3 separate regions of the Homo sapiens genome follow, and all the other regions are linked to region 2. A link is a loop called in an ENCODE intact Hi-C map of the cell type or tissue named here. Cell type or tissue: endothelial cell of umbilical vein. All regions are shown on one strand.

The links. Peaks named below come from ENCODE experiments on the same cell type or tissue, not always from the same donor. Only the 100,000 strongest peaks of a DNase experiment are listed, where the experiment ranks them.
Region 1: it touches region 2 in a loop (8-fold over the local background); 4 of 110 quality-filtered maps call a loop at or near these places.
Region 3: a loop joins it to region 2, with 15 times the contacts of the local background. A loop is called at or near these places in 5 of 110 quality-filtered maps.

The regions. Positions count from the first base shown.
Region 1 is chrX:13,394,575-13,402,574 of GRCh38, reverse strand. The region is part of intron 1 of LOC124905248 (a long non-coding RNA gene); the gene reads left to right. Among named protein-coding and RNA genes, the nearest start is that of LINC01203, 63 kb to the right of the region's middle. In endothelial cell of umbilical vein, no CTCF peak of the experiment used is centred here; DNase peaks (open chromatin) are centred at 3,914 and 5,494; H3K27ac peaks cover 3,507 bases.
Region 2 is chrX:13,338,022-13,346,021 of GRCh38, reverse strand. LINC01203 (long intergenic non-protein coding RNA 1203) reads right to left here. Exons shown (of 7, transcript NR_045260.1): 6 at 5,923-6,096; 7 at 4,197-4,291. Among named protein-coding and RNA genes, the nearest start is that of LINC01203, 6.8 kb to the right of the region's middle. In endothelial cell of umbilical vein, no CTCF peak of the experiment used is centred here; a DNase peak (open chromatin) is centred at 4,361; H3K27ac peaks cover 2,657 bases.
Region 3 is chrX:13,248,179-13,256,178 of GRCh38, reverse strand. No RefSeq gene overlaps it. Among named protein-coding and RNA genes, the nearest start is that of LINC02154, 51 kb to the left of the region's middle. RefSeq lists an enhancer at 1,747-1,866. In endothelial cell of umbilical vein, no CTCF peak of the experiment used is centred here; a DNase peak (open chromatin) is centred at 4,698; H3K27ac peaks cover 1,189 bases.

The DNA.
Region 1 (8,000 bases), 57 kb before region 2:
TTATTTGAGATGAAGTCTCACTCTATCACCCAGGCTGGAGTGCAGTGGTGCAATCTCAGCTCACTGCAACCTCTGCCTCCCAGGTTCAAGTGATTCTCCTGCCTCAGCCTCCCAAGTAGCTGGGATTACAGGCATGCACCAGCACACCTGGCTAATTTTTGTATTTTTAGTAGAGACGGGGTTTCGTCATGTTGGCCAGCCTGGTCTCAAACTCCTGACCTCAAGTGATCCACCCTTCTCAGCCTCTCAAAGTGCTGGGATTACAGGCATGAGCCACAGCATCCGGCTTATCTTCCCATCTAGACCAATAGGCAAGCCATGATTCCAAATTCCATATGTTTGGCTACATCAGTGGTAAATCCCAGTAAACATTGGATCCTAGAGATCAAGGTCTTTGGGGCCTCAGTGAGGTAGAAGCAATGGAGGGCAGCCTGTTTTAGCCTTTAATCAGCAAAACTATGGTTTGGTTCCAGTAGTGTCTTGCCAGTCTCTTATGTCTGTATAAAATCACAAAGACCCAAGGAAGGCCAAAACCATGGCCTTTGACAGTTCAATGTAATTATCCTGGCAAGGATTGTGTGGCTATGAATTGTTTCCCACAGGTGGTTCTTGCATCCTGTCATACATCCGGCTATGTTTGGTTAAAATGTAAGACACTATGCATTTTATGTATAATATTAACTTTGCTTGGTGGTCACTTTCTGTAGTTTATTATGTTCTTAGCTGTTCATTATTGTTACGACCAAGTGATTCATTTATTTTTTCATGCTAGTGAGTCTTCAACAAGCCTTCCACATTTTACCTGTGTTCCATAATGGACTTCTCATTTTTCATGCAGTGATAGCCACCCTAGTTCAGAATCCTAGGGCTCTGGTGAAAACGCTCCAGGGATGGAGACATAGATAGTCAGGTGTCATTTCAGGAAGGCAAAAGCCATTTCATTGTTTAAGAGCTTTCCATTTTCCCCTTGGTTTCGCTCACTATTTTGGGTTAATGGATGCTTCTGCTAATATGCTGACCTTTTCAATCAATACATTTAGCTTCAGGCATTCTTGAAGTCAGTTCTGTATGCCGACTCTTCAGCAGCCTCTGCATTAGATTAGAACCTTCCTTCCCTCATCAATATACCAATTTTAGATGCCAATTTGCAAAGGCATTGTTTTATAAAACAATTACTTTAACCTTAGTGGCTTGAAATTTCACCAGACATTCCAAAATCTTCTAAAATTTAAAATGTCTCTATTCTTATAAAGCTACCTACAGGAAGATAATTTTTTAGGAAAACCTGGTCTGGGCTACATACCTATTCTTAAGACAAGCAAGATTCTTCATTATAGTCAAGATTGATTGACCTGTCTGTCGAACAGACTACTGTAGGATAAAGCTTTATAAATAAATGACTAGCATGGATTTTTATCTCACCACCACCTTTTATTTTAGTGTTTGAAATCATGAGTGCTAATAGTATAGTTTATCATGATAGAAGCATATTTTAGACTTCTAAGTTTTAAACCTTAAATTTTCTCAATGCACCATAAAATAGAGCAGTGTGGTTTGCATTGACTTAAGTAGAAATTGGGCATTTTTATTCTGGTGAAAAAGTGCCTGAGCTTGGAAACGGATGGTGGATATAGATCTTAGCACTACTGCTTATAGCGTGGAAGGTCTTGGATGAGCTACTTAAATTCAGAAACAATTCACTTAATCACTGAAACTAAAATTTTCACATCTGTAAAATGTTAACTTATTCTTAGCACTACATGAGAGACCTGAAGAGTGTATCTTACAGAGTATTAAAGAATTTAAATGCGAAATGTCTTTTAAAATATGCAGATTGAAACTTATTAGAACACCAGGTGGGTGGCCAGGCTTGGTGGCTCACACCTGTAATCCCAGCACTTTGGGAGGCTGAGGCAGGAGGGCTGCTTGAGGCCAGGAGTTCAAGACCAACCTGGCCAACATAGTGAGACCTCGTCTCTAAACTAAATAAATAAATAAACACCAGGTGGAAATAATGGTGGTGAATAAAGCACACTAGTTGTCATTACCACATTTCTAAGTAGGGACCAATGCAATTGCCCCTACATAGTAATACACATTACATTGCACATGTCTATTAAGTTCTTGTGTCCAGTTTCCCAGGAAATGCAAAAGATACAGGTGAGATGAGAAAGTAATGATCCTATGAAGACTTGTGAGTTTTTAAAAAACACTGAAAGGATTTGTATAAAAAACGAGAGATCCTCAAGTTTTAAAGGTTGATGGCAATATAGAGTGGGAAGAGCAAGTCTGGGCCCAGTCATGGAGACACTAGAGAACTAGGAAGACAGAATGAAGAAAGAGAGCTATTTCTTCAAGTTATTTGTAAGAAAGGAAAAGAGAAGATGTCCAGGTAGTAGGACTAGGATGAGGTAGTGAAGCAAAACTGAGTCTCTGAACTCTTATCTGACTAGGGACTTGATTTTTCCAGAAAGTGGGGTAATACTGAATGTACACTTGGATACCTATTATTCTAAGCTAGGTTTTGGGGGCTGTTATCAGCTAATATTTGTATAGTGTTTTTCACCTCACCAATCATGTCAAGTAGGCATTGCCTATCCATTTTATAAATTTTACATCCATTTTATAAATGAACAGACAATGGACTCAAAGATGGTGGTGACTTTAATGTCACTCTGGCTGAGACTGCTTGTTGCCTACCTAATATTCACTTTTCCTTACATCTTTAGTCAATGAGTCCTGATATTTTTCAGGGTGGCAGCCTAACTAAAAGAGTATATTTCCCAGCTAAGCATGGCATTATAACTGAATTCTGTCCAATATGAAAGCTATTGGGTGTCACTTCCGGAAAGACTCCTTAGAAAGGAATAGGACGTGCCTCTTCTTGCCTTACCCCTTTTACCTTCCTGTTCCCTGGAATGTAGATGTGATGGCTGCAGCCAGAGTAGCCATATTGTGACACTGAGGATGCAAACCATGTATGTATGAGAATGGTGAAGCAGATAGAAGGACTCTGACTGCCCAGTGACTTTGTTAAGGTACTACATCGGCCTGGACTGACCACCTCTGGCCCTTTTTTTTTTTTTTTTTGGAGACTGAGTCTCACTCTGTCACCCAGGAGGCTACAGTGCAGTGGCATGATCTTGGCTCACTGCAACCTCTGCCTCCAAGGTTCAAGCAATTCTCCTGCCTCAGCCTCCCGAGTAGCTGGGATTACAGGTGTGTGCCACCATGCCAGGATAATTTTTTTTTGTATTTTTAGTAGAGGCGGGGTTTCACCATGTTGGCCAGGCTGGTCTCGAACTCTTGACCTCAAGTGATCCGCCTGCCTCAGCCTTCCAAAGTCCTGGGATTACAGGTGTGAGCCACCATGCCTGGCCTCACCTCTGGACTTTTTAATAATCCCTGGAGGCTATCAGAGTTTATTAAAACACCCAGAGGTTAGGATTAGACCAAATGCAGTTGGTCTAATCATAACCAACATGGTCACATAGCTAGGACTTGTAGAGCTTGGACTGTAAGACATCTAACTTTTGCTATTTCCATTCTGGACATGCACCCAGGCAGGTCATTTAAAGACAATATTTAAGTGGAAGAATAATCAAGATGTAAAACCACTCAAATAGTTTCATAAATACTTTTTGGGGAGCATAGAAGTTACTGGTCTTATAGAAGCCCTGTTGTAGAAAACTGTTTATTGTTCAGTTCTCGCTTTAGAAGTTTAAAACACATTTAGGTTTTCTCTTCTCTCGTTTATTTCAATGACTTTCCCTCCTTATCTGACTGTTAGTCTTGTTGGAATCTGGTCATGTGGTTGCTTTGTCTGGATTGTGAGAAATATAAGAATGCGCAAAGCCAGTGTAGTCTTCTCACCCAGCCGACTAACACATGACTCATGCATTCCAGTAAAGGTGGAGCAGGCCTGGCCACCAAAACCTGACCCCTGAGTCATTTCAATCAACTGCGAATGCCCAGGCAGCTGCATGCATTTGCTGAAACATTCTTTGGAAGGCATATGCTAATCCTTTCTTCCTAGATATAAATATTAACTCATCCATGCCTGTAGCACTTGTGGTCTCTGAACCCTACTTTTGGAATGCAGTTGGGGATATCAAGTTTGCAGGCTTGAGACACTGCCAGGTGACAGTTTGCTTCATTTTTCCATGGCCTTATTTAATCCTTTATTACTTTTTTTTTTGGTAGCACATGGCATTCATTTATGCACCCCTGGATGAGCAAAGTTCTTTGGCAGTTAACCTGAGTGACAAGGCACAAATCAATGGTCACTTCTTCCTTTCACAATAGGAAATTCTTGACTTAACCCTACTAGTTTCTTTCCAGCAGGGATGCAAGAGGTTACTGAGAACAGTGTCGATAACCTTGCATGATGTGCTATTTCTTTTTTCTTTTGATTAGGCTGTTTGCCCCCTTCATCATACCCTTACAAAATCATCCTCATATTTGTGTCATTAACCCTTTAACTGATTTCAACACACTTCCAGGAAGATTCAGTGGGTGTTTCAATCTACCATTTTGCAAGAGTGTCTCTTCTTACCTATCCATAAGCATAACTAATCTTTCTTTCATATCAATCTGTACTAATAGTACATTTGTAGCTCGTGGAATCTAATAAGGATTATGTAAATTTCTGCCTATTGATTTTTTTAGGTCCTCCAAACTAGATAAAAGGAAAGACTTTTATTTTCTGATGTCCCATTTAATAATTCAGTCTTCTTTTTCTGCAACTTAAACTCCATATCTATTATAATCTCTGCTTCATATAATAGCTGTTCTCATAGATACTTCAAGATTTTTTTCAGAAGGTCAAACAAGAGCTTCCTGCAAGATATAAAGGTGAGAGAACATTTAAACAGGCATCTCCAGTCATTGATAAGTTACTTGCTTCTTTGAAAATTCCAATTATCTTTGTGTACATGTTTTAAATTGCAGACGTTGTATTGGATAGAGATATCAGATTCACTGGGAAAGAGAGTGAGGGGCTAAATTTATTTTAGCTGAGATTTCTGCCACAGGCTCTTCAAGTTGAGCACCTTCTCTCAGTGGGTAGAGAGGCTAATTTAGCTTCAAAAATGATGATTTTCACAACACAAATGCAATGTACCATGAATTTCACTAGTTTAGAAAGCTAGATATTATATACTTGTGTTTTAAGAGTTCCAAGAAAAGGAGCCATTAACCATCTTACTTTTATCAATCAAAATAATTAAATTGAAAATAAAATGAAATTTTCTGAGTAAATCAGTTGTAATAATTGCTCTGTGATTTATGAAATATGAGTGGGCTGTTGAGAAATACACTCTCTAGTTGATGGACCATATATTATGCTAGCTGTTCCTTAAGGCTGCTCTTCTGAAAGCAAATCTATTTGCTGAAAGAAGTGGACTGAAATGGGAAACAAATTGTGCACTAGAAGGCACTAGAATTATGAATGTCAGCCTGGAATGGAAAACATATATTTCAGAAACATGCTTATTGGGAGAATAGACAAAGCATGAGGTCATAGGAAGGAAGGGCAGAGATGGGGAATAAATGATTAATAAAAAGCTTCTGAATGCTCTGTGGAACAACTCCAAATCCTTTCATAGATCAGTTTTACATTGCCTTAACTTTCCAGTGGGGGCATGGGGAGGCCCATGGGCATTTTAGAAAATTATAAAGTTTGCATTCATTTTTTCACGATTAGTATTTTCCCTTATTCTTCATTGCCTCTTCCTGAACATTCTCTATGGTATTATTAGAACTCTTATTAAAAACAAAAAACCTCTTTCCAGCTCATGCCATTTCATCCCTGTCCCACCTTCTGTCTCTCCTACTGACCTCCTGGTAACTCCCCAACATTGATGGAAGACTTTTGCACCTTACTCACAGTCTTCCTTCCCACCTCAAAACATGTTGTTATCCTGGGTAGCTTCAGCATAGTAATTAGCTATATTATTTTGGGGACTACCACTGAGGCAGGAGAATAGGGCCTGAAGGCAGAGAACCTAAGGACTTCCTAGAACTAAATCAAATGGAAACACTTCAGCTGTGACAGGAAATAGCCTCTTCATTTACATAGGGCATACAATGAGTAAATGACTGATATGGTTTGGCTGGGTCCCCACCCAAATCTCAACTTGAGTTGTATCTTCCAGAATTCCCATGTGTTGTGAGAGGGACCCAGGGAAAGGTAATTGAATCATGGGGGCTCGTCTTTTCCATGCTATTCTTGGGATAGTGAATAAGTTTCAGGAGATTCATGGGTTTATCAGGGGTTTCTGCTTTTGCTTCTTCCCCATTTTTCTCTTGCCGCCGCTATGTAAGAAGTGCCTTTTGCCTCCCGTCATGATTCTGAGGCCTTCCCAGCCATGTGGAACTGTAAGTCCATTTAAACCTCTTTTTCTTCCCAGTTTTGGGTATGCCTTTATCAGCAGTGTGAAAATGAACTAATACAATGACTTCGTAACTTTACTTTATCCTCTTCATTTACATATGATGTACACCGAGTAAATAACTTTGTAACTTCACTTTAGTTTCTTCATTTACATAGGGCGTATACTAAACAACCAATGGAAACCTCTAGAGGGTATTTAAACCCCAGAAAATTCTGTAACTGGGCTCTTGAGCTGCTTGCTCAAGCTGCTCCCACCCTGTGGAGTGTGCTCTGCTTTTCAAGAAATCTCTGCTTTTGTTGCTTCATTCTTTCCTTGCTTTGTGTGTTTTGTCCAATTCTTTGTTCAAAACGCCAAGAACCTGGACACCCTCCACCAGTAACAGTCTGATATTTACCCTCCTTCTAACTTCCTTCTGAAAAACTACCTCTTCCCTGACTCGTTTCCTTACTGTAACTTGCAGCATTTATCACTGTTGTAGTCTCACATCTATTTCATGTTACTTGATTTTCTGGCTTCCCTGTTAGAGTGTCAAGTAAGCTTTATAGAGGAGGACACCATATTTGTTTTTTCACCATTTTTTCCCCAACCCTGATTACAGTGCCTGGCACATGGTGAGTGCTCAATAAATACTGATTGAATGAGTGCATCCTTCATCACAAAGCATGATGCTTATATAGAGAAGTCTTGACAATCCAGACTGATTGGGGAAAAAGCCTGTCTAATGATATAGAAAGATTAGAGTTTTAATTTTAAAATAAGCAATTTATGATTATAAACATTCAAGTACCTTCAGTGTATGACAGGTCAAGTCTTGGGCAAAATGGTGAAGCAGACATAAATCTCCCTTTTTTGTTTTCTTCACACTTTTCCTCCTCTTCAAGGACTTGGAGTCTTGTCATTTTTCTAGTCTATCAAAACCTGCAGGGTGTGACAAGAGTTGCTGAAACCTCAGTATGCACTTCACTCAGGGTCTTCCATCTTGCTTGGCCATTTCCATTTATGTCTTTCTTGTTCAGAAAGGGAAAATTTTAAGACCTGTGGAGAAGTTCATGTGGAGAAGAACTGAGGCCTCAGGCCACCAGACATGTGTAAGTCATTTTGGAAGAGCAACGGTAGCTATCTACTCTGGGTTTGTGTATTAGTCTTGTGTTTCTGATGCTTTCACGTTTTTGAGCCTTGCCGACCCTGGAGGGACAGCCCCTCACAGGGCTAGTCAATTCCTAGAGATAGTGAAGGGCTCACCTGCAAGTGTGTCTTTCTAGATACAAACCAACCAATCCAAAGCCCATACCCTCAACCACTTCTTTTATTGAACTCTTACACTCCACGTGGTCCTGACTGGCATGGCGTCTCCATCTTCTTTGGAAGTGTAACCAACCATCTTTTCAATGGCAATCGGATCTGTTGGCCTCACCATATTTGAATAATAATAAACTTACATTTGAAAACAGCATGCCAACTAGAATGTTTAGGTAAGCATGACTTAATTGAGGGTGAACTAATCAAGTTCCATAGGAACACAAAGAAGAGCCATGCACATTTGTCTTTGAGTGGGGAGGCTTATGGCCATACTACAGGATAACTGAGGAGTCTGTGGAAATCACC
Region 2 (8,000 bases):
ACTGTATATTAAGTGCCTAGTAGAGTGCCTAAGAAAAAGTAGAAACTCAATACATTTTGTTTTTAAAAGATTATTTCTCTTGTTTACTCAAGATCTTTAACGTATATCTCATCTATAGCTGTTGTCACACTTCACAGATAGTTGAGGGTTTTCTGATTTTAGAAATTGTGATAAAATATGTGCAACATAAAATTTGTGATTTTAACCATTTTTAAGTGTACAACTCAGTGGCATTAGTTACATTCACAAAGTTGTAAAACCATCACCATGATCTGTTTCCAAAGCTTTTTCATCACCCCAAAATACTCTATTACTAAGCAATAACTCTTCCCCCGCTTCCAGTCCCTGGTAACCTTCATTATACTTCCTGTCTAAGTTGTTTTATTACTTATTTCCCATGGTTAACTGAGCTCAAAGGCAGGAATTTTGTCCTAGTTGTCTTTGTATTTTAGGTTGTGTACTAAATCTTAATAGAAATGAAATGAAAAATACAAACAGGGATGTACACTACTAAAGTGATGAATGCACCAGATTGTTTAACTTGATTGTAATTTTGATTGACGTTACTATCTCTCAATATTTTTGCTTCATGATAAAACTTGTAAAGAAAAAAGGAGGGTTTCTATGCATGCAGTTTAAGTGAATCTATCTTTTTCCCCTTGTGACCCCTTTCTCTCCTCTACTGCATTTTCTAAAGATCACTGCACACAATCGTTTAAGCAGAACGCCGGTTGTAGGTCAACAGATGATTTTGTAACAAGGGGGCAAAGGAAAAAATGCAAAACTTCCTCTTTCTCAACATTAGTTAGCATGGGAAAGTTAACATGATGTGCTTCAGAGGGTTCATTAGAGGGGGCTTTCCTTTATGTGGCATTTGACTGTTTCTACTCAAATAAAATGAACTGGCAAAATATTTGAGCAGAAATGTGTATGCCTTTCTGAATAAAAGGAGCCTGGAGGTAGCCGCTTCACCTTGCTGATTGTTTCCTTTGCTGTGTAGAAGCTTTTTAGTTTGATGTAGTCTCACTTGTTCATTGCTTATGTTGCTTGTGTTTTAGCGGTCATATCTAAACATATCACTGCCAACGTCAAGGAAGGCTTTTGCTGTGTTTTCTTCTAGGAGTATTACGGTTTTACGTCTTTAATCCATTTTGAGTTAATTTTTGCATATAACGTGAGATAAAACCCCAATTTTATTCTTTGCATGAGGGTATCTAGTTTTCCGAAAACCATTTATTAAAGAGACTGTCCTGTTCCCATCATGTATTCTTGGCACCCTTATCAAAGACTAGTTGACTGTACATGTGTGGGGTTATTTCTGGGCTCTTTATTCTGTTCCACTGATCTATGTCTCTGCTATTACAATAAAATCAGTATCTCCAAGAGATACTTGAGCCTCCATGTTCATTGCAGCATTATTCACAATAGCCAAGATATGGACACAACCTAAGTGTCTGTCAATGGATGGATGAATGAATAAAGAAAATGTGGTATGTAAATACAATGAGGCCAGGTGTGGTGGCTCATTCCTGTAATCCCAGCACTTTGGGAGGTCGAGGCAGGCAGATCATTTGAGGCCAGGAGTTCAAGACCAGCCTGGACAACATGGCGAAACCCTGTCTCTACTAAAAATACAAAAATTAGCTGGGTGTGGTGGCGGGCACCTGTAATCCCAGCTATTTAGGAGGCTAAGGCACAAGAATTGCTTGAACCTGGGAGGCAGAGGTTGCAGTGAGCCGAGATCGCACCATTGCAGTCCAGCCTGAGTGACAGAGTGAGACTTTGTCTCAAAAAATAAATTAATTACATAAATAAATACACTGAAATACTATTTGATCATAAAAAGAAGAAAATCCTGCTATCCATATGGGAAACATTATGATAAGTGAAATAAACTAGACACAATTACTGTATGATCTGAAAGAAACCAAAATATCTCACCCCAAAATATTATGCATCCCTATTGCTCACCACATACGAAAATTAACTCAAGATGGATTAATAGCTTGACCCAGTGCAGTGACTCATGCCTGTAATCCTAGCACTTTGGGAGGCCGAGGTAGCTGGATCGCTTGAGACCACGAGTTCAAGGCCAGCCTGGGAAACATGGCAAAACACCTTACCCCAGCCAGAATGGACATTAAAAACTCAAAGAACTATAGATGTTGGCATGGATGTGGTGGAAAGGGAGTGCTTATGCACTGCTGGTAGGAATATACATATATATATATACAATATGCATACATATATACACACACACACATACACATATACATACATATATATATATATATACACACACACACACATATACACACGTGGGTGGAAGTGGAGACCATTATTCTAAGAGAGGTTAACTAAGGAATGGAAAACCAAATACCGTATTTTCTCACTTATATGTGGAAGCTAAGCTATGGGTATGCAAAGGCATACAGAGTGGTATAAAGGACATTGGAGACTCAGAAGGGAGGAGGTAGGAGGAGGATGAGGAATGAAAAACTACATATTGGATGCAATGTACACTACTTGAGTGATGAATGCACTAAAATCCCAGACTACCACCATGCAATTCATCCATTTAGCCGAAAACTACTTGTACCCCTAAAGGTATTGAAATTAAAAAAAAATTTTAATATATATTTTGACATATTTTGAGGTGGCTGTTCACAGGGCCTGCCAACAGAAGTGGCCTGCAAAGCTATCTTGTGTGAAGGAGATTTGCAACTGTAGAGGGAGTAAAATGAAGTAAACAACAGATGCTATCATGTATTCTTTGAAACACCACCCCACTCTCTCCCTCTGGATCCAGGAAGGATCACCTGGGAGTCTTGACACTTTAAAGGCCCTGCAGAAACATTTATCACAGGCTCCCATCTCTTCTCTCTGAGGGATTTCAGAGAGATTTCATCTGTGAGATTTCATCTGCATAACAAGACCACCTTTACTAGCCAGGCCTCCTCTTCTCTCTGTCCCATAACCTGTCTTGCCACCATAACCTGTTTTGCTATAATCCAAGTCCTCATTCTTGCTGTAACCTCAAGATGGTATAAAAGTGTCAACCCTCTAGCCATTTCTTTGAGCTTGTATGACTTCCATACACATGTGCACACAATAAAATTTGTATGCCTGTTTTTCCCGATAATCTATTATCAGTTTGTTTTATAAACTCAAATGACTGAAACTTCAGGGGAAAAAATTTAAACTTTCCTACAGTCTCACTTATATGTGGAATCTAAACAAAGTCAAGCTCATAGAAGCAGAGAGTAGTATGGTGGTTGCCAGGGGCTGGGAGGTGAGGAAAATGGGAGATGTTGGTCAAAGGGTACAAACTTTTGGTTATAAAATGAGTAAGTTCACCAGAACTTATGTGATCTAACATACAGCATGGTGTAACATACAGCTGTATGTGATCTAACATACAGCATGATCACAGTTAATAATACATTCTTGTTTACTTGAAATCTGCTAAGAGAGTAGATCTTAAGTGTCCTCACCACACACACACACACACACACACACACATATACACACAGAGATAACTAGATATGGCGATGAATGTGTTAATTTGTGATAATCACTTCACAGTGTATGCCTATATCAAATCATCACATTGTACAGCTTGAATATATATGAATTTTGTTTGTCAATTACACCTTAATGAACTAGAAGAAAAAGTAAAAGGATCCTGGATCACTTCAAAATATAAGCATGGCCATGATTGTGTGAGAAAATCAAGAATGCAGCTAGGTACATGTTTGAGTTTAGAGTCTGTGCACAGGTTGGGTCTTCAGGCCTAATGAAGGTATCCTAGAGCAAGTAGTGGGAAACATCACCATGTTGAGCCTGCTTGGAGTTGGGTGGGTTGGAGTCAACTGTGTGGATGACATACCACAAACTCCAACTTGATTTGGAGATCCATCTCTGACAAGGCAATGATTTAGAATAGGGTTCCTCAACATTGGCACCACTGTCAGAGCATTCTTGGTGATGGGAGCTATCCTGTGCATTGTACAATGTTTGTAGCAGCATCCTTATCCTCTACCCACTAGATGCCGGTATCACTCCACTTGCCCACCCTTACACCGCCTCCCCAAGTGGTGACAACCAAAAATGTCTAGACATTGTAAAATGATGTCCCTGGGGGGCAAAATAGCACCTGGTTGAGAACCATTGATTGAGATGAGAATGACCATGAATAAATTTCACCATTGTATTATGCCTGTATTTCTGCATTTTCAAAGTGGAGATACTATTTTTCCAGGTGTTTCTTCTAAAGCTTTTGTTTGGATTTCTGCGTCAGAAGAAGGAAATGAAAAGAATGCCTTTAAGAATCTCCTATTCTCTCATATCCTTCCTTCTTACTCATGCTTGCTAGCTTTTTTCCCTCTTCCTACTGAGAAATAAGTAATGTTTTATTGAATTGGTTTAGGTTTGCAGTTTCTGTTTCCCTGCTTCACTAAGAATATATCAATAGATACATACTTTGCCACAACAATAAAGAAAAAATACTTTCTGACAGGTGGTCCAGGCTGGACTTCATTTTACAAAGCATTCCAAGGGGGCTGGGCGCGGTGGCTCACGCCTGTAATCCCAGCACTTTGGGAGGCCGAGGTGGGTGGATCACCTGAGGTCAGGAGTTTGAGATCAGCCTGACCAACATGATGAAACCCCGTTCTACTAAAAATAGAAAAAATTAGCTGGGCGTGGTGGTGGGCGGCTATAATCCCAGCTACTCGGGAGGCTGAGGCAGGAGAATCACTTGAACCCAGGAGGCAGAGGTTGCAGTGAGCCGAGATTGCACTACTGCACTCCAGCCTAGGTACGACAGAGTGAGACTCTGTCAAAACAAAACAAAACAAAACAAAAACCAAACCCCCGCAACACCCCCCCCCAAAAAAACCCAAAGCATTCTAAGAGATTTCATTTTATGAAGTATCACAAAAGACTTCATTTTCTGAGCATCAGGAAAGTTGTAAAGGTATGTTAAGTCTTCTTCAAGCAAAGGACTGCTGGGCTGAAGCCCCAGGCCTTCTGTTTCCTTGAGGACTTTCTGTGGCTTGGAGGAAAAGCGGAAACTCTCTCTCTCTGGGCATTCTTTCTGCCTAAGCCCACCAGGGAGCTACATAAGCTTAATTAATGTTTGTAAAACATTTTTGAGATGAAAAACACCATTAGCTCAAACCACTGCTATGAAAAGTATTGTTTTCGAAACTGCATCCACACATTAGCTGTCTTAACTAGTCTTGAGGGAGACAGAAAGAACCAAAAGTACCAAATGGTGACAGAGGAGATGATGAAGCCCTAATGGGACTCCTGGCTCCAAGGAGGAGCAGTGCTGGATGGATTCATTCCTATGTGTGCTGTATGTGTCCTGCTTTCCAGAACAGCCTCCAGCAACTGATTATTTACGTGAGTAAATAACAAAAAATGCTGTTTTATGCCCGGGATGTTGCTGAAACAAGAAATCAGCATAGTCTCATACCCAGGGTGAGAACCAGGAGACAGAATTGGCTAGCTGGTGAGGGTGCATCTGCTAAGAGATTTAGACAGTAAAGGATGACTGTCAGAGGCCATAAGGCCCAGGAAATGTCCTAAACACACGGCTGCTGAGCACAGACAAAGCCTTTGTGTTGTATAGAAAAGAATCCCCTCTGGGCACAGCCCTTTCCCAAAGCCATGGTGAGACAGCCAGGTGGGAAGGGCTCCCTGGCAGAGCCTCCGACCGACCTGCACACTGGAAGGAGCGCGCAGTGGGGTGGAGCCACAGAACGTCCAGCTTTTGCAGGGGAGAGGAGCCTTGCCCCTCCTCTTCCTCGGTGGTACCTGAGAAGCCCACGGGCAGGAAGCACACTCTCTTGCTTTGCTAGGTGTCTCTTTTCTCCTTTTCTTCCTTTTCACCCAATAAAACCGTGCCCTACTCACCCTTCAAATAATCTGCAAGCCTAAATTTTCGTGGCCGTGTGACAAGGACCCCGTCTTCAGCTGAACTAAGGAAAAGTCCCCAAACAATGGGAAGAAAGGCAGGGAGTAGACATCCAATTTCCTGGCGTGGATTGTGGAGGGGTACCATGGTTCTGACCAGATGTGTATCAGGAGCTTGGAATTCATAAGCAGAGAGGTAAAGCAGAGCTGAATTGAGGAGGTGTCCCTTCGAGCTGGCATGGTTTGGTAAGCAGGGTGTGACCTGGAATTTGGCCCTCGATCTAGCTTTTACAGCCTGGCATTCTGGTGTGCTGCATAACCTGTGTGGCCAAGTGCTGGGCCTTAGAAGACCAAGCCTAGCAGGATGGAGTTGCACCTCTGAGCTGCATCTCTTTAAATTGCCTCAGAAAGAATCTGGAAGCTGCTGGAATACCTACTACCAAGGTCTTCCACCAGATTTCTGGCATCTTGCCCTTCCCTCCCTCTTCAGTTAGTTAGTCCCAAGTCACCACTCCCTTGTCGGGAGACTTGTCCCAACTACCTTCAAACTGTATAATCCTTCACTACCATCACTGATGACAAGAGGAGAGCTTGATAAAACTCATGAAGCCTTGCATTTATTTGTGAGTCTGTTATAAAGTTCTAAAGTTCAGCACTTTATCTTTCAATACGTTAGGGGAAAAAGTTATAAATATATCTGCTTCTGAGAACTTTAAGCTTCATGTTTCATGTAATAATTTATCTTTCATTCCAGTGTTGGTAAAAAACATATTTTTCCAAAGAATCCTGGTGTCTGTGGCTTTATTGGAGGAGACACAGTATTTTTAAATATGAGAGCTTCATCAGAGAGTGATTTTCTGGCCTATGGGTTTGAAGACATTTGGCACAGACAAGTAAGTGAGGTCACTCTGCTCTCTTTTAAAGACTGTCCATTGCATTTCAAAGGAAACCCAAGCTCCTCCTCACGACAGGCAGGGCCTTAAAAACCTAGCCCTTGCCTCCCCTTGGGCCACTTCCATCCCTGCACACTGCCCTTCATCCACACTGCCTCTCTCTGTCCTCTGGATATGTCGTTTCCCCTTGCTGTTCTTACAATGCTTACACCTTCACTCTTTATCCGACTGGCTCCTTCTTGTCATTCATTCTGTGCTCCCCTCAGAAAGAACTGCCCTGACCACCCAATTGAAAGAAGTCCTTTCCCCAAATTACTGTCACCTTACTTTAGGATATTTATTTTTAAGTTAAAAACATTTAAATTTCTATTTTTTCATCTTCAGTGTCCAGCTGGAATGGATATTTTTATAGCACTTATTACTCTGCAGTTAATATATGTCCTCACCTCTATATTCTCTATTATGTCCAGGGTGACTATGTAATGTATTATCCAAACTGAGACACTCTTGAGAGTGAGAGCTATTAATAATTATAATGAGACAATGAAATAAGGTGAGACTCTCCCAGGGACACAAGAATGTATGGATCATTGGAGTTGAACCCATTAGAGAATGTAATCTTCCTTAGGCATGAACTTTGTGTGGTTTCTTCACTGTTGATCATCAAAGCAGGGAATTGTACCTACTACCAGTAGGTACCTACTGTTAAATGAACAAATGACTTCTATATGCATAGATTTACACGTTTAAATGTTCCTTGTCATTTTTGCATTTTTCCATATATTAAATATGAGTGTATATATTTACAATGTCATTTTAAGAGAAAGAAATCAGAAAATTATATGAACCTTATGTTCCCTATATGATATGTATAAATGTGGGTAATGACTGATAACAGGGAAAAATAAAGTGTTTATATATTTTAGTGATGGTATAATGGTTTTTTCTTTCTTTTTCAATTTCTTTTATCCCTGTAACATTATCTGTAAAATTTTCAAAAACTAAAAGGCAAAAATGGAAAAATGAAAGAATGTTTTCTTTAACATATCTGACCCTAAGCTACATCTCTAGCTCTGGCTTGCCTCTGTTTTATGAACTCCAAGCTCCTCAAACATATGTAGCCAGAACCATGGTACCCCTGCCACAATCCATGCTAGTAAAATATATGTCCACTCTCCTGCCTTT
Region 3 (8,000 bases), 90 kb after region 2:
TAGCAGTAGGAATGGAGAAGAAAGGAGGCATTGGAGAAATGTTTGGAGAGAGAGCTACAAGCCACCAGAACAAGTTGATGGACTAGAAAATATGTGGACAAAACAGATCAGCATCCAAGATGGCTCTTAGATTGTTGGTGCTCAGTACTACGTACTGACATGTAGAATATAGCAGGAGAAACTGGTGGAATGGGGGAATTCTTGGAGAGGTAGGGAGAATCAAGAATCCTGCTTTGGACGGGGCACAGTGGCTCACACCTGTAATCCCAGCACTTTGGGAGGCCAAGGTGGGAAGATCATTTGAGGCCAGGAGTTTGAGACCAGCCTGGCCAATATGGTGAAACCCCATCTCTACTAAAAATACAAAAATTAGCTGGGTGTGGTGGCACACACCTGTAATTCCAGCTACTCGGGAGGCTGAGGCAGGAGAATCACTTGAACCCAAGAGGCAGATGTTGCAGTGAGCCAATGAGCCAAGATTGCACCACTGCACTCCAGCCTGAGCAGCAGAGTGAGACTTACTCCAAAAAAAAAAAAAAAGAATCCAGGTTTGAGATCTCAATTGCCAGCTCATCAGGGTGAGGAGGTTACTGGGTCCAAGAGTCCTAGAACTCAGGGGAGAGGAGTTGGGAAAATAGGTTTGGTAAGAAGACAGATAATATTTGAAGCTATAGAGAAGTGAGTGTAAATGGAAAAGAATTGAGAACTTTATACTCTTGGCAACTCTATAATTTCGAGCTCCATTTTCAACCCCACCCTGCCACAGATTAGAGGCAACACATTAGAAATGGAAGAGGCTAGCGGAGACTTAGACTAGCTTGATTTAGCAGGAAACCCAGTTAAGTTTGAATTTCACATAAATAGTGAATAATTTTTAACTAAGTATGCTTTGGACATACTCATTTTGTCTCGCAATCCTAAACGGAGACCAACACCAGGGAAAGACGGCAATGTTTGATGATCATGATGTGTGCCTTGAGACACAGCAGATGAAACAATGCTTGACACCTTCTTTGAGAAGATGGGCAAATGTGCAGCATGTTTGAAAATGTATTTCCAAAATGAGATGTGTGACAAAGAGTTAAACATCCCTACAACAACCACAACCACAACCACCCCTGAAGAGGAAGCCTCAACCTCCCAATCCTCTATGCTAGCTACAAAACTATAGCTGAATTTTCTGGGCAACTCCATAGGCCTAAGGGACAAGAAAGCACCTTAGCAGATAGAAGATGTGAGAGCCCATTATTATAACTGGACAAGAAACTCAAAAGCTACAGTAGCTTTTATTGTTATGGCACAAGACACTTTAGAAACAGTTGATTTAACAGTTACTTTATGTTTTGTAGGTGAAGAAACTAAGACCTTGTGATGAGGTGTGCAAACAGTGGAGCCAGATAAAACCCGGGTCTTTTGACTCCTAAGCATAAACTACTCCAGGATTCACCAAGTGTGGGACACAAAATGAGAACACATAGAATATCATGGCCCTTGAGTTAAGCTGTCCTGAAGAACCCTGCTAGGCCATGCATGCTGAGTCATGCAGAGGGGGCCCCCAGGTGGCTCAGGGCAGTGTTCATTGCCTAACCGGCACTGAAGTCCTGTACTTCAATATTTTATCATCCAGTCAGACATGCTGGTGCTTACGAGCTGAATACTGACCTTGTTCCCAACCTATCTTCTATCATGCCTTCTTTTTGTAGGGTCTTGTCTCCTCTTGTCACAAAAACATAGAAATTTCTTTCCAGCACAAACTACCTAAAAGGGAAGGATAAACCAGATTGTCTGCTCTCTTAAGCATTTGTAGACAGACAACTTTTAAATAGAAGTGCATGCATGAGGTTCTAAAAGCTGTACAGGAACAGCAAGTCCCAGCCAGAGATCCTTCTAGAAAGAGAAACTCAAACTCCTGCTGTGACTATCGAAAATGAGAGTGTGGGAGATTTGGCTGTTGAGAGAAAAGCTGGTATCTTTGCTTCAGGTGAAATCGCAAGATTATGAAGTAAACTTAAAATAATCATAGAGTTGCATCCTCTAGCCTGGCTGGTGAAGTATGTTGAGTGTAGATTTAAGGAAGAAAGCTATGGAGCACACTTTGAGTGGCAAGTGTCTAATGAGTGTAATGACTGCCTAGAATATTTCATTTGTATTATCCTTGAATACCTAATCTATGGACTACACATATCATTTGACCCTAATACAAGCCTGATTTTAAAAAAACATAACACATATTATGTCTAGACTACAATCAAGCTTAAAAGTTTTACAAATTCCCTGGTTTTACTGCCTGTAAGTATGTATTTCTAAAATCTCACTTTAGGGAAAGGAAACTGGCGGAGGTGGAGTGGGGAGTGAAGACAGGAGAGTGTCTTTCTCTGCTGTATAGGAAATGGTTTGGTTTAATCTGAAACCACAATCACCATTTTATTCCATGAATCCCCAGTGCTCCTAGAACACTAGATCTTTTTCTTTCCAGTGCCCCTTCCCTACTGCAGTGGAAACTCCACCTGATATTCTTACCACCACTCTTTGTTCTTCTGCTTACTTCTGCCCACCCCTATCGTGCCCAGTTTGCATCGTTTTGTTTTCTTGCTGGAAATAATGAACTTCCCATTTCCATGCTACAGGTTGATTCTCTTTCATTTCTCAGTAGCCTTCACTTCTGTGTGTCATGGTTGGTTGCTTTCCCCCTACCTCAGGGTGCCTCTCTACCCATTAGGGACTAGAGTTCAAGTTTAACACTTTGCCCTCACAGCTGTGTTTTGCTGCACTCGATGACATAATATTATACCACTGACCTAAGAGTGGAATGACTTTAGTGTGTATATCAGTCACCTATTGCTGCATAACAAATAATCCTAAAATATAACAACTTCAAACAACAATATTTATTACCTCACAGTTTCTATGGGACAGGAATCTGGGAGTGGCTTAGCTGGGTCCTCTGGCTCAGGTCTCTTAAGGTCTGTACGGAATCAAGGCTGGAATCAAGGTGTTGAGCAGGGGCTATAATCATCTCAAGGCTAAGCTGGGGGAGAAGACACTTCCAAGTTCATGCAAGTGGTTGTGGGCAGGATTCGCTTCCTCAAAGCCTGTTGGACTGAGGGCTCCATTCCTAGCTAGCTATTGGCCAGAAGACACCCTCTGTTTCTTGCTGCATGAGCCTTTCTGTAGAGCAGTTCCCAATATGATGGCCTGCTTCACCAGAGAGAACAAATGAGAAGAGTCAGAGAGAAAGCACAGCTGAAATAACATTCTTTAGAACTTAATCTTGAAAGTAATATCCCATGACTTGTGCCACATTCTGTTTGCCAATGTCAAGTTACTAGGTCCAGCCCACACTCAAAGTGGGGACTACACAAGGGCATGAACACTGGGAGCGGGGAATCGTGGGGGCCATTTTAGAAGGTGTCAACCACTGTGTAATGGTGCAACGTGGCATAAAATTTTTAAATTCACATGGATTTAAGCAGCAAAGTGTTTAGAGATCACTACTCTTTGCCAGTTTATTCCAAAACATCAAATCCACTCAGAACATGAGAAATCTAGGCTAGAACTGTGTGTATGAGATAACAAGTCCACCAGGACCCTGGCTCTGATTTGTACGCAGTGTGGGCCCAAGCTGATGTCCTTCCTGCCCTTTCTAGCAACCTCCCTATCATCACCTGCTGGCTTTTGCATTTCTCCTAGCCCTTTCAGACACCCACCTGCCCATCCATCTACCTTCCTACCACTACCAGCCCACTCCCTTGCTCCTAGTGTCTGCTCCACTTTCTGATGCCACATGCCTGGGGTCTCCCAAATGGTCAGTAGCCCAACTCTCTGGATATGGTCATCCAGCTATCTGAATGTCCCCTCATCCACTTAAGCTTGATCTAGTCAAAATTTCTGTTCTTTCCCAGTCTGGAAGGCTAGTTCCTAAGAACTTGCTTCTCCTACTCTGGTCCTTCGTATTACCTGATAACCTCTTGTTCTGACCCATGAAATGGACCCAGCTGTATGTTGAGTTACGGAGAATAGCCAATAACATCATGGAAAATAAATTTGTTAAATGGATTATGATTGGTTTTATGTAGATAAAAAACGGCAGCCAGGAGAGCCTTTTGGCTGAATTTTCCAATTTTTCTGCAGGGTTTTTTTTTTTGTTTTTTTTTTTTTTTTTTTTTAGATATGGATACAATTGAAAAGTTGGCTCCTGTATGTTTAGGGAAGCTGCTTAAGAAATTGTTGTGAAGCTACTGTCTCTGTGAAAATGAAGAGAGGAGGGTCATCAAAAGCTAAGAAGGAGACAAAGAAAAATGGCGACTAAATGCAATGTGGTGTCCTGGGTGGGATCCTGGAACAGAAAAATGACATTAGTGGAAAAACTGGTGACATTCAAATAAAGTCTGGGATTTAGTTAATTGTAGTGCACCAATGACAGTTTCTTAATTTTGACAAAGGTACTCAAGTCACGTAAGATGTTAACCATGGGGAAATTGGGTAAGGGGTTAAAAAAATAAACACTGAGGAGAAATTTGGATAATTTTTATGTTGTGAAGAAACCCTTCAAAAAAGCATAAGGATGTGGGTTTTGTTTTGTTTTGTTTTTAAGAGGATGTGATTCCAGGATCACTTCTGTTTCCTCCCCAGTCCAGATGCCATCTCTTAGGTCAAGACTGTGAGGCAAGCATTTTCCAAGGGAACCACATGCTCGGTGTCCACATTCTTCCTATCTCAGAATGGTTAGAAACAGATGTTTCCACACAAGAATTTCAGCACAGAGTCGGTTTCCCTGCTGAGAAACACACCCACGCTCATGTGTATTTGTTAATTTCTTCCCAACACATAGCTTTCGATTGTAGCAATAGTTTTCCAACCACAAACATATGAAGTCCTGGCCTCAGTGGCCTCCCAGAAGTGCATATTATTATCAGGAAAGCTTGGCCAGTCCCCTAGATGAAGAAAGATGTGAATTTCACTTCCTGACATTTTCAGTGTGAGTGAACCCAGGTAAGCATGTGTCCCTGACCTCAAATATGGTTTTTCCATTTATTTTGGATGGCCACTGCTGAAAAGTATCCTGCTGAAGGGGTAGGTCCAAATCAATCTGGTAAGCATATTGCAGAGGAACTAAAATGAACCCCTTTCTAGTGTGACCACCAGATCGTCAGAGAATGTGTTCAGCATGACATCTCCTAATTGTGGCTTTTTCCTGCAACTAGGGAGAGGCCAAGCATAGTTTTTTGAGGAGTGAAACTTCCAGCAGCAAACCGCTTGGATAATTACTCAAGGTTTTCCCTACAGTATTTTCTAAGGCAATGTGTAAGTATAATTAAGGCTGTTTGAACATGTATTCTCTCCGCAGGATAATAAGGATAATATGTAAGAATCTGTTGCTGATTTATGTGTTTGCTGTCTTCAAGAAAGACTGTGACAAGGCTTTTCAAATGGAGGATCTGATTTTTGCTCAAGACGGTGCCTGTTTTAAAAGTAGTTGTTTTACCACTATTAGAATATTATTTAAGGGCGGGGCACACCTGTGATCCCAGCACTTTGGGAGGCCGAGGTGGGCAGATCACCTGAGGTCAGGAGTTGAGACCAGCCTGGCCAACATGGTGAAACCCTGTCTGTACTAAAAATACAAAAATTAGCCGGGCATGGTGGCGTCTGCCTGTAGTCCCAGCTACTCAGGAGGCTGAGGCAGGAGAATTGCTTGAACCCAGGAGGTAGAGGTTGCAGTGAGCCGAGATTGTGCCATTGAACTCCAGCCTGGGGGATAGAGAGACTCCGTCTCAAAAAAAAAAAAAAAAAAAAAAAAAGAATGTTATTTAAGAAAATGAAACATCTATACAGCCAGTGTCTCCCTTGCAAGACAAAAGGATCACCCTTTTTAAAATAGGTTAGTAAAAATCAGTAAATAAGCCTTAATATGAAGAGATGCACTGATGATAAAATTATTAACTTAATGATAAAATTATTAATAATTATTGGTTTATTTTTCTGTATTTTATTACAGAGAAAAGTTGTAAGAACAATGTGTTTTCTTTCTTTCCTGTATAGATCATGTTCTTCTTATGTTGTGAATAATGTTCTAATTTCTTACCTGCTTGTGTCTGCCATGCAGACCAGCCTGTGGATACCACAGTGCTGGACAGGGAGGAATTAACTTTCATTTTATAGCTCCATGATGTGTATATACCCTGGGGCCACGTGGGATATCATCTTTGTAGGATAAATAAGTTACAAGGCTGAAGTCTTTGATTTCCCTATGGAGTTCCGGAACCTTCTCCTCAGGGCTGTTTCAGAGGGCAGTGGCATCACACTTCACAGAGATCAGGAGAATGGGACCTGTCTCAATGACATTGCCCACAATAAACAGTAATTAACATTTTCAATTATATGATATCAATGATACTATAATCCTGAGTTTCTCACCCTTGGCACTATTGACATTTGGGGACAGATAATTCTTCGTTGGGGGCCTGGGGGTATGTCCTGCTGTAACTGCCCAATGGGTTCTCCTTGCCCACTGTCTAGACAGAGCCAAGTTACCAAGACAGGGAAATTGTAATAGACAAAGAGTTTAATTCACGCAGAGTTGGCTGCATGGGAGACCAGAGTGGTACGGGAGACCGGAGTTTTATTATTAGTCAAATCAGTCTTCCAAAAATTCAGGGATCGGGGTTTTTAAGGATAATTTGGTGGGTAGGGGGTCAGAAAGTGGGGAGTGCTGATTGGTCAGGTCAGAGATGAAATCATAGGGAGTGGAAGCTGTCCTCTTGGTGCTGAGTCGGTTCCTGAGTGGCAGCCACAAAGCCAGATGAGACAGTTTATCAATCTGGGTGGCGTCAGCTGATGCATTGGAATGCAGCGTCTGCAAAATATCTCAAGCACCGATCTCAACTTTTACAACAGCGACTCTTAAAACCATAATTTTTAATCCTGTGGCTAATTTGTTACTCCTGCTAAGGCAGTCTAGTCCCCAGGCAGGAAGGAGGTTTGTTTTGGAAAAAGGCTGTTACCGTCTTTGTTTCAAAGTTAAACTATAAACTAAGTTCCTCCCAAAGTCAGTTTGGCCTATGTTCAGGAATGAACAAGAACAGCTTGAAAGTTAAAAGCAAGATGGAGTCACTTAGGTCAGATCTCTTTCACTCTTACAGTTCACGCAGTTATAGCTTTTGCAAAGGTGGTTTCACTGTGCATTGCAGGATGTGTAGCAGCGTCTCTGGCCTCTCCCCATTAGATACCAGTAGTATATCCCAAGTTATGACAACCAAACTGTCTTCAGATTTTGTGGAATGTCCCCTCGGGGGCACAACACCCCCCCACACACACACAGTTACCCACACCTCTTTGAGAACCACTGCTATCTTCAACAGGGCAGAAATTTTTGACCAAGAGCATCTAGGGAAGAGGCCAATGATGCTTCAGGTTGAAAGGTTTTAAAAGCCCATATATTACTGCCTTTTTAATGCAAGCAAGATGCTGCAAATGCGGGCAATCGTGCAAGCACATAGGATCTGGCTTTTGCATAGGGATGGCCACGCACTTTACTAGGCCTCTAGGTTGCAATGGGCACCCCGGGAGAAGGCTGCCAGAATTCACCCCATAGGTGCAAACCAGCCCACCAGGGAAATCATGCCTGGGCCAGAGTAAATAAACACAAGCTTCTCTAAATAGCCCAGGCAAAGGAAAGAATGAAGGACAAAGAAGGCTTGCTAGGCAGGCATTTGTTTCTTGCATGTAACCTTTTTTTAAAAAACTTGAGATAAAATTCACATAATATAAACTTCACCATTTTAGTCACTTTAAAGCGTACAATTCATGGCTTTTAGTGCAACCATCACCTCTATCTAATTCCCGAGCATTTTCATCACTCCAAAAGAAACCTATATCTTTTTTTTTTCTTTTTTCTTTTTCTTTTTTTTTTTTTTTGAGACAGAGTCTCACTCTATTGCCCAGGCTGGGGTGCAGTGGCATGATCTTGACTCACTGCAACCTCTGCCTCCTGGGTTCAA